Regions from separate parts of the Homo sapiens genome. Here all the other regions are linked to region 2. The links are chromatin contacts, found by Hi-C or POLR2A ChIA-PET in ENCODE. All regions are on one chromosome and are shown on one strand. Each heading gives the region's core, a stretch centred on a gene start or an enhancer-like site at or near the end of the contact. The rest is flanking DNA. Distances are from core to core; before and after follow the strand shown.

Region 1 (3,977 bases), core at 495-2,994, 550 kb before region 2:
TTGGTATCATAGGCGAGTGTATCCAGTACTCTAGGCAAATCCCTTCCAGGTTAGAGGAGAAAACACAGCAAAAACCTCTATCCAAAGACACCACCCTGTATAAATCATGTGGGTGGCAGGTCGCCCTGGAGTTGCTCCTCGCCTCCTGACCCATTGAGACCCAGTGGGACCCAGGGGCCACGCCTCTGTGGCAACTTGTCACTCTTCTGATGACCGTGAATGATGCTGGCCCTCCCAGAGTGGTCGTCACAGTGAGAAACCGTCTTGCCATGCCAGAGTGGGCAGGGGGGCCTTGCTGAGAGGCCTTCATGCAGACACACGTGTCTAATGAATAAATGCAGCCTTCCTGAGTCTCCTGGTTCAGGGGCCATCTAGCATTTCCCCTCCACCCCAGAAGGCATGTTCTCTTAAAGACCTGTAACTCTGACTTTGTTGGTGCCGATTGCAGATCCCTTTGGAACCTTAGATCCCTTCGGAAGTGGGTCCTTCAATAGTGCTGAAGGCTTTGCCGACTTCAGCCAGATGTCCAAGGTAAAGCCCCTCCACGGAGCCCCCGCGCCTCTGCTAGTGTCTTTGTGCCTCTTGTCATGGTGTGGGCTGCCAGGCGTAATTGTTCATGTCACGTATGTATCTCCCCGGCACCTTTCCAACACAAGGTCAGGTCTGGAAAGCATCCATGGCTGTGATCCAATGCACTGCAGTCCCGTGGGGTGAGCCCTGACCCTTCCCAGTGGCATAGGTGCCCTGGGCTCCCCTGGCTCCCACTGGTGTCTGACGACCATCAGGTCTCAGACGGTGAAGTCATTGCCATGGCCGAGTAGAAACTTGAGAAGGCGTTGGGCACAGGCGTCTCGAGAGGGCCATGGGCAGCAGGCCTGCAGGTGCGAGGCGTCCAGGGAAAGTGGGCCAGCGAGTGTTCAGAGTCGCCCATGTGACAGAACTCTCAAGGGGTGTTGAAAAGTGAGGGCCGGCCTCCTTGAATAAATGCAGACAGATCCACAGGTGAGGAGTGAACTGTTGAAGGAGGACAGCAGCGAGGCTGGTTACCAGACTGGACCCGTTGGTGTCCGGCCCTCACCACACGGTGACCTGAACTCACTGTGGCTCTGGTCCCAGACAGCTGTAGGGCTTCTCCAGACGCTGGCAGTGTGGTTGGAGCTCATCTTTAAGGTAGCATAGAGAATTCAACAGGGAACATCCAGAATGGACAAGTCAAAAAACAACAATAGAAGCCCCTTACGACTGAGGTGCCTTCCGGAAGAAACTGCTGGAAAGTTGGAAATGGGGGCTGTGGTGAGTGGGAAGGACAGGGCTGCGGCACCATTGTGCTTCCTTGTGAGTTGTATGTTTCCCTGTTTGAGTGAGGAGCATTTTTCTTTGGCAGGAATGAAGGAAAGCAGATGAGGTGTGTCCCGTCCCTGACACCTGCGTCCACTCTGTCCCTTCTCGGCAGCCCCCAGGCAGGGGCAGATGGGCTCTGTCTTCGGGGGGCTGCAGGGGCCTGCTTTCCTCACGAGTTCCACCTGCAGAGGCCCAGGCATTATCCACGCTGCGGGAAGAGGCAGTAGCCACAAGCAGAACACAGCCCCCCTCCTGGAGCCCATGGCCCAGGTGGTAAGGGGTGGCCGGTGTGGGGGGTCCCCTGGAGCAGCTGGGCCCAGTCCCTGTGAGCGCTGCTGTCAGCCTGAAGGTGGTGAGGGGAGGGAGCCCCGGGAGTACCTGGAAGACGCGTGCCCCAGGCATGAGGCCCCCTCGGGGCCCCACCGGCCCCATGCCCAGGTGCCCCAGGTGCCAGTGTGACTGGGCAGTCTCCCTTGGCTGCCCCGTGTTCACTCAGCTGGTGGAGCAGATGAGTCTCTGAGCATCTTGGGGTTGGCAGCGGTCGCAACTTGTGATCACAGAACACAGATTCCGAGAAGCACTTGAGATTCTGTTCAGGTTTTCAAAGACGCGTGTGTGCGTGCCCTGGCGGCGCAGCAGATCCCACTTCTGACCGAGGCAGGGTGTGTGTTTACACAGATGAGCCTGGGCAGAGGGAGCCCAGAGGCCCTGGCATGGCGCCCCCCTCCTTCCAGCACACGGAGAAGGCCTCCATCCCTCATATGCCACGCTGTGACACGGTTTGGGACTGGCAGAAGATTTAGGGCCCAGTGCACAGGCTCCTGGGCAGGCGGGAAACCATCTCCCGAAAGCAGAAAACGTTGGCCACACGGTGGCAGCAGTCCCTCAGGCGTCCTGGTCGTTTCTGGTTGTCGCAAGTGGACTCCTCTTCCTTTGGGAGGCTGGATCTGTCTTCCTCCTCTCACTGTGAGCAGAGGGAGGGAGAGCTAGCAGAGCCTGAGCTAGGGCCGGGATCTAATGACCGCCCTCTGCCTGTCCTTGGGCCCTGAAACCAGGGGCTCTTCACACACATGCAGCTGTGATTTCAGAGCCGGTCTCACTTCCTATTGGCGGTGCCGGGCCAGGACAGAGTTGGACAGAGCTGTGGAAAATGGGTCTCCAATACTATCTTGTTTTGATTCCAGCGTTCCATCAGCTGCCTTCATGACACTTGTACAGCCGCATTCTGAGCTCAACCCTGACCTTGCAGCTCTGTTTTTCCTTTTTGGTTACCTATCTGTTTTTCAAGAACAACATTGTGGATATAAATAAAATGCTAAGGGAAATGAAAGTGGCAAGAAGGTGTTTTTTTAAAAAACAAAAAAAAACCATCATCAACTTTTCCCCATCTGAGCAGAGCAGGGAGGCCCTTTTGTAAGTCCCTGAATTGAAGCACCTTACCTCTGCGTGGCTTTGCTGAGGAGAGTCACAGCCCACAGCCTGATTCTAGAAGTTTCCTTTGGGAGGCTCTTCGGGCCTGCACTCTTAGTTGAGGCCCCACCCTCACCTGAAGAGATTTTTCTAGACAGTATCAAGCCTATGTGACATAAGCTCACTTTAAAAACAGATTCCCCAAAGTATGTTTCCAGGGAGCATTTGAGAATAAAAACAAGAGTCCAACTTATTTCACCCTCTTCTGCCCTGAAAAAAAAAAAAAGCCATCTGTGAAATACTGGGTTAGTCGTCAGCCCATTTTTAGCAACTTCTCAATTGTTTAAAGCTGTGCATTGATATTTAGGGCTGCTGTTTACAAATTCAGTCTTCTGTTTTGAACCAGTTCTTCAACTGGTGAACTCAAACGTGTTTCTCTTAGAGCTGGTTTTCATAGTAGCTTTTTCTGTCTTCCTTTTATTTTAAGCACACTTCACTCTTGCCGAGCCCAGAGAGCCCCTGACAGCTTTACTGAAACCTTTCTAAAAATAGAGATTTTCCTTGAAGCCGCTGCCCGAGTAGGAAAGAGTTGAGTCCCCAAGGAGGCTTCTTGGGAAACTTGAAGTCATGAAAATTGGGATTCGGAAATGACGCGGGCATTCTGGAGCTAGGAGTGATCTGATTCACTGCGGAGGCAGTGCCAGGCGTTTATTGAAAGCCTGTCGCCTCGCGAGTTGCCAATTGGCCTCGTGGGTTTAAACACACATGGGAGGCGCCAAGCCGGCTTGGCCCGAGGTGTCCCCGGTCAGCCTGGAGGGTTAGGCGGCTCTGATTTGAGTGTGTCACCAGGTCTTACAACTTTGGACGTCCAGGCTGAGTGTGGTTTTATTGCCCGGGTCCTATTGCGCGACACAGAGGGTAGAAAGGCTCACTGCAGCCACTGGAACCGAGGCCCCACTCCGAGTCTGGAGATGTGGCCCAGAAGCCAGCACATGCCCAGGGAGGACAAGGCCCAGCCGGTCACACCACTTCCCATCTAGACCTGCTTGGCTCCCCATCCCAGGCCGCGGGGGACTCGCACGGGCCCTAGGCCCAGGGACATGTTCCATGAATCGCAGAAGCACCCACAGACGGGCCAGTGTTTTTCCCCCATTCTTTCCCAAACAGCCGACCCTAAACGGCCCATTTTAAAGCTAAGCTGCAGGCCGACACTGCCCCTCATGTCT
Region 2 (3,882 bases), core at 488-2,987:
AAGCTTGTCATAATTAACAGCTTTGTATGCTGCCTTTTTCAGCCCTTCAGCTAGGCAAGAGACCATGTAATCTCGCCTAGCTATACCTGGGGAGCCTGTCTGGTATTCCCATCAAGGATCCTCTCAGGGAACTGCCCTGATGCCTTCTTGGAGGTCTGGCTCATGATGCCGGCGGGTGTTAGCGTGAGATTGGGCTAGGGTATAAACTCTTTCCTGCTCATCTGGGGAGAGGGTAGAGGTCAGGATGACATTTAGGTCACTGCAGGTTAAAGTGTAGGACTGAGTCAAATATTGGAATTCCTGTGTATATTTAGTGGGGTCTGATGAGAAAGAGCCCAGACGCTGACTGATTGGGAAAGGTCTGATAGAGAAAAAGGTATATGAACCTTTACTGTGCCCTCAGCTCCAGCCACCTCTCTATGAGGAAATTGTTGGGCAGGTGGGGGAGAGCTAGTCATGGAATGAAACTAAGCCTGACCAAGTTTGAGGAGGGGAGGTGATAGAAGAATTATAAGATGGGGGAGCGGAGGCTGAGGAAGAATTGGGACTTGATTCAGCCTGCCAAGGAGTGGCCTGGGGAGGGGGAGAGAGGTCAGAGGGGTCTGCAGAAAAGGGGGATTCAGGGGACTCTGAGGTTGGGGTAGAGACTGAAGGAACGGACGGGAGAGAAAGAAGAAAAATTTGGGATGAGTCACATTGGGAGCAGAGGCTTGGGAGGGAGCGAAGTGTAAAAAATGCCTGGACGCAAGGCACCTCAGACCATGTGCCCATTTTTTGACAAAAATGATCTAGGTCTTGTAGGATGGAGAAATCAAAAGTGCCGTTTTCTGGCCACTTGGAACCATTGTCAAGTTTATATTGCGGCCAAGCAGTATTGCAGAAGAAAATAAGACGTTTGAGTTTTATATCAGGTGTTAGTTTAAGAGAAGTTTTTAAGTACACAGGCTAAGGGGGAAGAGGGAGGAATGGAGGGCGGAAGATTGCCCAAAGTGAAGGAGGTAAGTTTAAAGAGAGAAGTAGAGACACGGAGAAGGGCGGGGGTGAGCAGCCAAAGCAGGCGTCCCCGCAAATGACTTGCCACCATGGGAATGTGGGTGAATGACCAAGGCAGGCATCCCCAAGGTGATCAGACACCAGTGGAATGTGGGTGAATAATTAGGCAGGCGTCCCCGCAGTGATTAGACACCAAGGGAAGACTGTCTTCCTGAGTCTGTGACCAGCGCCAGAGTTTTGGGTCCACGGATAAAATGTGTCTCCTTTGTCTCTACTAGAGAAGAAAAAGACTGGACAGGGAGATTGGAGGGTAGCGACAGAGGCTGGAGAAAAGAGTGAAGAGACCACTTACCCGATTTGAAATTGGTGAGATGTTCCTTGGGCTGGTCTGAGGACCCGAGGTCGCAGGTGGATCTCTTCACGGAATGAGGGCCAGGACAGGGGGCCGGTCTCACGAAGGAGTCCCCCTGGCCCAGATTTTGGCACCAAGTGTCAAGCATGTCCGTATAGAAGACCACCTAAACAGGCTTTGTGTGAGCAACAAGGCTGTTAATTCACTTGGGTGCAAGTGGGCTGAGTCTGAAAAGAGAGTCAGCGAAGGGAGATAGGAGAGGGGCAGCTTTATAGGGCTGGGGTAGGCTGTGGAAAGTTACAGTTAAAGGTGGTTATCTGTTGTCAGCAGAGGAGGGAGTCACAAGGTGCATGGTGGAGAGATGATGGGACTCATTGTCCAGAAGAATGTCACAGGGTCGATTGATCAGTTGGGGCAGGGCAGGAACACGTCATAATGGTGGAATGTCGTAAGGTGGGTTAATTAGTTAAGGCAGGAATTGGCTGTTTCACTTCCTTGTTTTTCAGCTGCTCCAGACTTCTTGGCTCCTGTAGGCCACCTGGACATATATGTGCAGGTCACAGGGGTTACAATGGCTGAGCTTCGGCTCAGAGGCCTGACAGTTCCCTTTTGGAAACGTTACAGGGTGATGTGACCTCAGCCCACCCTCTTATCTTTTCCTGGTCCTGGGTTTCAGAACTGCCTGGGGCTCATCTGAGATGCCCACAAGCTGCCGGGTCTCTTGGAGGGTCATGAATATCAGCTCCTGGGTCATTTCTTCCCAGAGGACAGCCTGAGATGTGCCTGTGGGGCCTCTCAGGGGAGCCGCCGGGTGCACCCCCTCCCCCTACCTCCCGGGAGGGAGGAGTCCCCTGGTATCTCCCTCCGTCATCTAAAAGGAAACCCCTTAGGACATTTAGCTTTTCTCACCCCAAGCCCAGTTTTCACTTCTTGGAAATACCTCTCTGGTCAGCCACTCAGATGCTGCTATTGAAGGGAAAAGACTGGAATGATCCCTGTCCTTTGAATCCTCTTAGCCTAGTGAAGGGAGAAAACTATGGCTAAGGACAGGAAAACCACCTTCACTGAGGTGACGCAAAAAGCTGAAACGCACACAATGCAGTGTCTTCTGGGAGGGTGGTCACTGAGTATATATGTGAGCAGCACAGGGTTTGGGGCATGTCTGAGGTTATATAGGATGACCTGATCTGACACTTGAGTCAGACTTGCCGGTATTCCAGTTTGCCCTACCCCTCCCTGGGTTTGTCACCTTGAAAATTTTTTTTTCACTTACTTACTTATAATAGAGTCAGGGTCTCACTACATTGCCTAGGCTGACCTCAAACTCCCGGGCTCAAGCGATCTTCCTGCCTCAAACTCCCAAAGTGCTGGGATTACAGGTGTGAGCCACTGCACCCAGCCTGAACCTCAGTTTTTAAAAAATTAAATATCAAATGGATTTTATTAGTAGAGTTTGATAGACAAGATAGAATATATCCAAGGAGGCAAGAAAGAGGTGTATTTCAGAAAAAAAAGAAAAAAGAAAAGAAATGTCTAGCCTTATATTTCATCCATTAATTTTTTTTTTTTTTGAGACAGAGTCTTGATCTGTTGCCCAGCCTGGAGTACAGTGGTGCCATCTCGGCTCACTGCAACCTCCGCCTCCCAGGTTCAAGTGATTCTCCTGCCTCAGCCTCCGGAGTAGCTGGGATTACAGGCACCTGCCACCACACCTGGCTAATTTTTGTATTTTTAGTAGAGATGGTGTTTCACCATGTTTGCCAGGCTGGTCTCGAACTTCTGACCTCAAATGATCCACCGGCTGGCCTCCCAAAGTGCTCGGATTACAGGCATGAGCCACCCATCATCCGATAAAGCTTTTAATTTACATTTTGTCTTACCCAGATGGCGTGTGATACATTTCTCATATTTGTTCTTTTCTTTTGGGTGATTTCAAATGGAATTCCAGGGCTTAGCCTTGAGAAGGCTACTGGGGCTGAGAATCTCAGCAAAGTAAGGAAAATCACTCTTCCATTATGGCTGCAGCGAAATGAATACATTTCCACAATAAAGTGTCATAGTTAAATTGGTAAATTACAAAGATTCATTAAAACATCCATTTTTCTCCTTTCCAGAGTGAGAACTTGTGACGGTGAATAACTCTTCTCTTTCCTGGTACCTGGACTTCAGAGATTAATACAAAACCCTGTGGGTCAGGACTTGGCAACACCAAGAAGCATTCAAATATAATGATTTATTCAACTGTGTATTGTCATGGAAATAATAATTAAATGGCACATCTTTGTTGTCTGAAAGGGATAGATACTTGTGCTTCTCTTGTTGAGCTATATAAAATACAAGCGCCTTACAATTTGTCTTCCCTGCCTATCTATATGGACACTGAGTTTGAGGGATTTTGTTGGTTTCTTCAAACGCTGAGTATTTTCTTTTAAAAGTAAGTGAATTATCTTGACTCGAGAGCCGAAACCCTCACACAGTGACTTCATGTTAAGGCGACTCTTGAAAAAGCATCTCAGCTGGGCGTGGTGGCTCACGCC
Region 3 (4,039 bases), core at 1,540-4,039, 610 kb before region 2:
TCCTAAATGTTGGGAGCTCATAGTTTTTGGAAAATATATGCATCTGAAATTTTACAGATTTCCAGATGCAGTGGAATAAGTCCATTTTATTTTATTTTATTTATTTATTTTGAGACGGAGTTTTGCTCTTTTTGCCCAGCCTGGAGTGAAGTGGCATGATCTTGGCTCACTGCAGCCTCCACCCTCTGGGTTCAAGTGATTCTCCTGCCTCAGCCTCCCAAGTAGCTGGGATTTCAGGCACCTGCCACCACGCCTGGCTGATTTTTATGTTTTTAGTAGAAATGAGGTTTCGCCATGTTGGCCAGGCTGGTCTCGAACTCCTGACCTCAGGTGATCCACCTGCCTCGGTCTCCCAAAGTGCTAGGATTACAGACATGAGCCACCACACCTGGCCAGGATAAGTCCATTTTAGTGTATTCATTTAAGCGATGTCCCCAAGGTGAGTCCAGTTCAGCCCAACGCTCCAAGGGGTTTTTGCACGGACGGCCTTCATTGTTGAAGTGCACATCCTCTTTCCCTGAAGCCTGCTGTTAGAGACAGCTCCCCCTACCCTCACTGGCGATATGCTGTTTACTCCTTCCCTTTCTTTGGACTTGCAGGGTTTCTATGTTGCACTGAGACTGGTGGCCTGTGCACAGAGTGGCCATGAAGTTACCTTGAGCAATCTGAATTTGAGCATGCCACCGCCTAAATTTGTGAGTGTCCAAGTCCTTCAAGTTCACATTCTTCTAATACCAGATGTGTGTGTGTGTGTATGTGCATGTGTGTATGTGCATGTATATTTCCATGTTTTCTCTAGCCTTCCCCTTTTATTGTGGTGAAATTCACATAATAGAAAATTAATAATTTTAAAGTGAACTATTTAGTGGTATTTAGTGCATTTACAGTGTTGTGTCTTCATTACCTCTGTCTAGCTCCAGAACTTTTTCATCCCTCCGCAAGGAGACCCCATCCACATTAAGTAATCACTCCTTGTCTCCCCCTCCCAGTCGCTGGCAACCACTAATTTTATTTCTGTCAATGGATTTGCCTGTTCTGGACATTTCCTATCAATGGAATTCTCTAACATGGTCTTTTGTGTCTGGCCTCTCTCTCAGCATCGTGTTTTCAGGGTTCATCCATGTTGTAGAATGGATCAGTGTTTCCATATTCCATTTACTGGATGGACCACATCTTTATCCATTCATCTCTCTGGACATGTGGGTTATTTCCACCCTTTTGACTGTTGTGAATAGTGCTGCTACCAGCATTCATGTACAAGGATTTGTTTGGACATCCGTTTTTAATTCATTTGGGTCAATACGTAGGAGTGGAATTGCTGGGTCATGTGGTGATTCTGTGTTTAACTTTGTGAAGTCTTCCCTTTTTTGAAAGCACTTTGAAACGTGTATCCTTTTCAGCAAACCCACCCACCTATGATTTAATTCTGTGCCAGCCACAAAGGAATGTTTCTCTCTCTTCTCAGCACGACACCAGCAGCCCTCTGATGGTCACACCGCCCTCTGCAGAGGCCCACTGGGCTGTGAGGGTAAGTGAACGGGAATAGCTCCCTCCTTGGCTCTCCTTCAGATAGAATTGTTCCAGCAGTTGTTCTAGAATTGTTCTGGAATTGTTCTAGTTTGATGTTGTTCAGAACATTTTATAGGATGATTGTGTCAGCTCTTCTGTCTCAGTGTGAGTGGCCACAGCACTTGGATGAAACGCCTCTTCTAATGAACACCTTTTACAAAGGCTGTGGCCCTTCACTGGAATTGGGAGTTGCCTACCTGGACAACTAAGTGTCAGGAGTTGGATTATTAAAGGGCTGCAGTTTAAATCTTGCATCTTTAGGTCACATTCTGTGGTTTTTGCTGCTTGTGTTGGTTATTCAGAATAGAAGAGGAAACGGTGAGAGCTTGCAAGCACGTGGACCCCCAAATGTGTCCCTTGCTTTCTCGCTTCTTTCCAGCCACTTTGCATGTTACCATTCTTTCCTCCCTGATGTTCTGATTGCTTTGTGAAAAGCCTCTCTCAGCACTTGAAGTGTTATTTTTAAAACAGAGGATGTTGTGGCTGGAAAGATAAGCTACTGCGTCCAGAAAGAAGAAAAAAAACGAGGGCTGTCTTCTAAGTACAGAATTCCTTCTAAAGGAAGTGAGCATGGTCCCTCCAAGTAACATCAGGCCTCCTCACCTTCCCTTCACTTTCAGACTGTCACATTTCCTCACGTTTATGTGGCTTAAATCCTGACATGAATAACACTCTTGCTCTCAAATAAAGGTCCCAAGCACTTTCGTCCCATGTTTACACGGTTGGTTTGCTCCCTTCTTGGAGAGGTCATGGGCTGGGTGGGGGTATCTGTGCAGGGAGAGGACATGAAGATATGTCATGTGACTGAGGAGTCATGCAGTCACCTCTGTCATCAAGCACTTTGCCAGTGGCAATCACTGTGGTGAAGGGTTTCTCCCTGTCACCCAGCGCATTGTGTGGACTTTGAAAAAGAGCTACTTTGTCATGGGAAACAGTGCCAAGAGATCTTATACTTTAAAATGTGATGGCTCTTTTCCACCAGGGGTTATGTCCAGGCCTCACTGGAAGAGCTGGGACTGAGGGGCCTGGGGACCTCGCAGAGAGGAGTCAGGGAGCACAGGACCAGATGCTGTAATTGGGGTGTACTGTGGTCGAGAGAGATTCTGCATTCCATTCACAGCCACAGTCAGAAAGAACAAGCCCGAAGTGCCAAGTGTTTGTTTCCGTTGTGAACATTTCTGGGCTTCTGAAGGCACTGAGTCAGCAAGTCCGATGGCCAGGAGAGGATCCCAGGCCCCCGAGAAAGACCTGCAGCGCTCAGCTTCTTAGCACCAACAGCTGTGAAAGCATGCGGTGTCTGCCGGTGATCTCATCTCTGTGACTGAGGGCTCTGTCTTGGTTTTTGTCTTTTAAAAATTAAAAAATTTTTATTGTGGTTGAAAGACACATCATGTAACATTTACCATCTTAACCATTTCTAAGTGTACAGTTCAGGAATGTTAAGTTTCCTTTGGAGGGTGGAACAGACTGGAAGCCACTGCCTCACTCATGGCCCCTTTTACGGGCTGCCTGCCCTATGTCTTTCAGAACAGCAGGAACTGTGACTCCCCATCCTAATGCTGTACCTTCCCTCTGTTCATGAAGAGCTATTCCTATTTACGTATTAATTTATTTACCATTAGAAATGGAGGGCTTCCTGTATGTGGCTGGGCTTGGTGGCTCACACCTGTAATCCCAGCACTTTGGGAGGCCGAGGCAGGCGGATCACTTGAGGCCAGGAGTTCAAGACCAACCCGGCCATCATGTTGAAACACCATCTCTACAAAAAATACAAAAATTAGCCGGGCCTGGTGGCGCATGCCTGTGATCCCAGCTACTCGGGAGGTACGAGTGCTGAGGCACGAGAATTGCTTGAACCTGGGAGTCGGAAGTTGCAGTGAGCTGAGATTGTGCCACTACACTCCAGCCTGGGCAACAGAGCAAGATTTTTGTCTCAAAAAAAGAAAAAAAAAAAAAAAAAGAGGACTTCCTGTACTTTAAGTTGATTTTGATAATTATTTGCTCAAGCACTAACATCTGCTCACACTTTTGTCTTTCTGGTACAAGTGGGCTCCTTGGAGGCAGGTGAGACTGATCTTTGTCTCCCTGCAAAGACACTGCCCCACCATGGGAGACTCCTGCCACACTCAGGCAGCAGCTAGGACGAAGGACAAGACCCGGGGCCAGGGCCTCCCTCCTGAGGACCTTGGCTCCCAGATCCGAGGTTGCCATAACGTTATTTCCTTCAGGGTATATGTTCACTTTGGAAACCAAGGGGCCAAGACTGTTCTAAGATCATTTTGTGCTTTTAGCCAAGGGTGATGATGGGTCCGTGGCCATTTTCACTTGGCTTTCGGTCAGAGCTCGGTCTGGACATTCACACAGGTGTGCTCTCCTACTTACTCGGGCTATTTCTTTCCAACTAGGTGGAAGAAAAGGCCAAATTTGATGGGATTTTTGAAAGCCTCTTGCCCATCAATGGTTTGCTCTC

The links. A loop is a pair of places that touch in the nucleus more often than their neighbours do. ChIA-PET counts read pairs that join two places held with the same protein, here RNA polymerase II (POLR2A). Pooled maps may share reads with other maps.
Region 1: a loop to region 2 is called in a pooled map, with 4 times the contacts of the local background. The contact joins the enhancer-like site here to the promoter of UCA1 in region 2. A Hi-C loop is called at or near these places in 2 of 168 maps with a recorded cell type or tissue (CD4-positive, alpha-beta T cell and CD8-positive, alpha-beta T cell) and 9 of 50 pooled maps. POLR2A ChIA-PET finds 5 or more read pairs at or near these places in 4 of 52 experiments (CD4-positive, alpha-beta T cell, CD8-positive, alpha-beta T cell, activated naive CD8-positive, alpha-beta T cell and 1 more).
Region 3: a loop to region 2 is called in a map of natural killer cell, with 4 times the contacts of the local background. The contact joins the enhancer-like site here to the promoter of UCA1 in region 2. A Hi-C loop is called at or near these places in 1 of 168 maps with a recorded cell type or tissue (natural killer cell), 1 of 37 single-sample maps with no recorded cell type and 3 of 50 pooled maps.

What each region holds. Positions count from the first base shown.
Region 1 is chr19:16,381,683-16,385,659 of GRCh38, reverse strand. EPS15L1 (epidermal growth factor receptor pathway substrate 15 like 1) reads left to right here. Exons shown (of 24, transcript NM_001258374.3): 21 at 449-531. Among named protein-coding and RNA genes, the nearest start is that of KLF2, 59 kb to the right of the region's middle. RefSeq lists enhancers at 1,891-2,392, 2,645-2,734. Within about 2 kb of position 1,744, at least 33 of the 41 ENCODE cell types and tissues checked have a DNase peak (open chromatin) inside an H3K27ac peak, as active enhancers do; they include CD4-positive, alpha-beta T cell and CD8-positive, alpha-beta T cell, where a contact is called at or near this core.
Region 2 is chr19:15,826,802-15,830,683 of GRCh38, reverse strand. UCA1 (urothelial cancer associated 1) reads right to left here and starts at 1,737. Exons shown (of 3, transcript NR_015379.3): 1 at 1,346-1,737. It overlaps LOC124900418 (collagen alpha-1(I) chain-like), which reads right to left and starts at 1,737. Exons shown (of 3, transcript XM_047439793.1): 1 at 1,346-1,737. RefSeq lists an enhancer at 1,294-2,493.
Region 3 is chr19:16,434,426-16,438,464 of GRCh38, reverse strand. It overlaps EPS15L1 (epidermal growth factor receptor pathway substrate 15 like 1), which reads left to right. Exons shown (of 24, transcript NM_001258374.3): 5 at 600-695; 6 at 1,466-1,528; 7 at 3,975-4,039. Among named protein-coding and RNA genes, the nearest start is that of EPS15L1, 36 kb to the left of the region's middle. Within about 2 kb of position 2,789, at least 19 of the 41 ENCODE cell types and tissues checked have a DNase peak (open chromatin) inside an H3K27ac peak, as active enhancers do.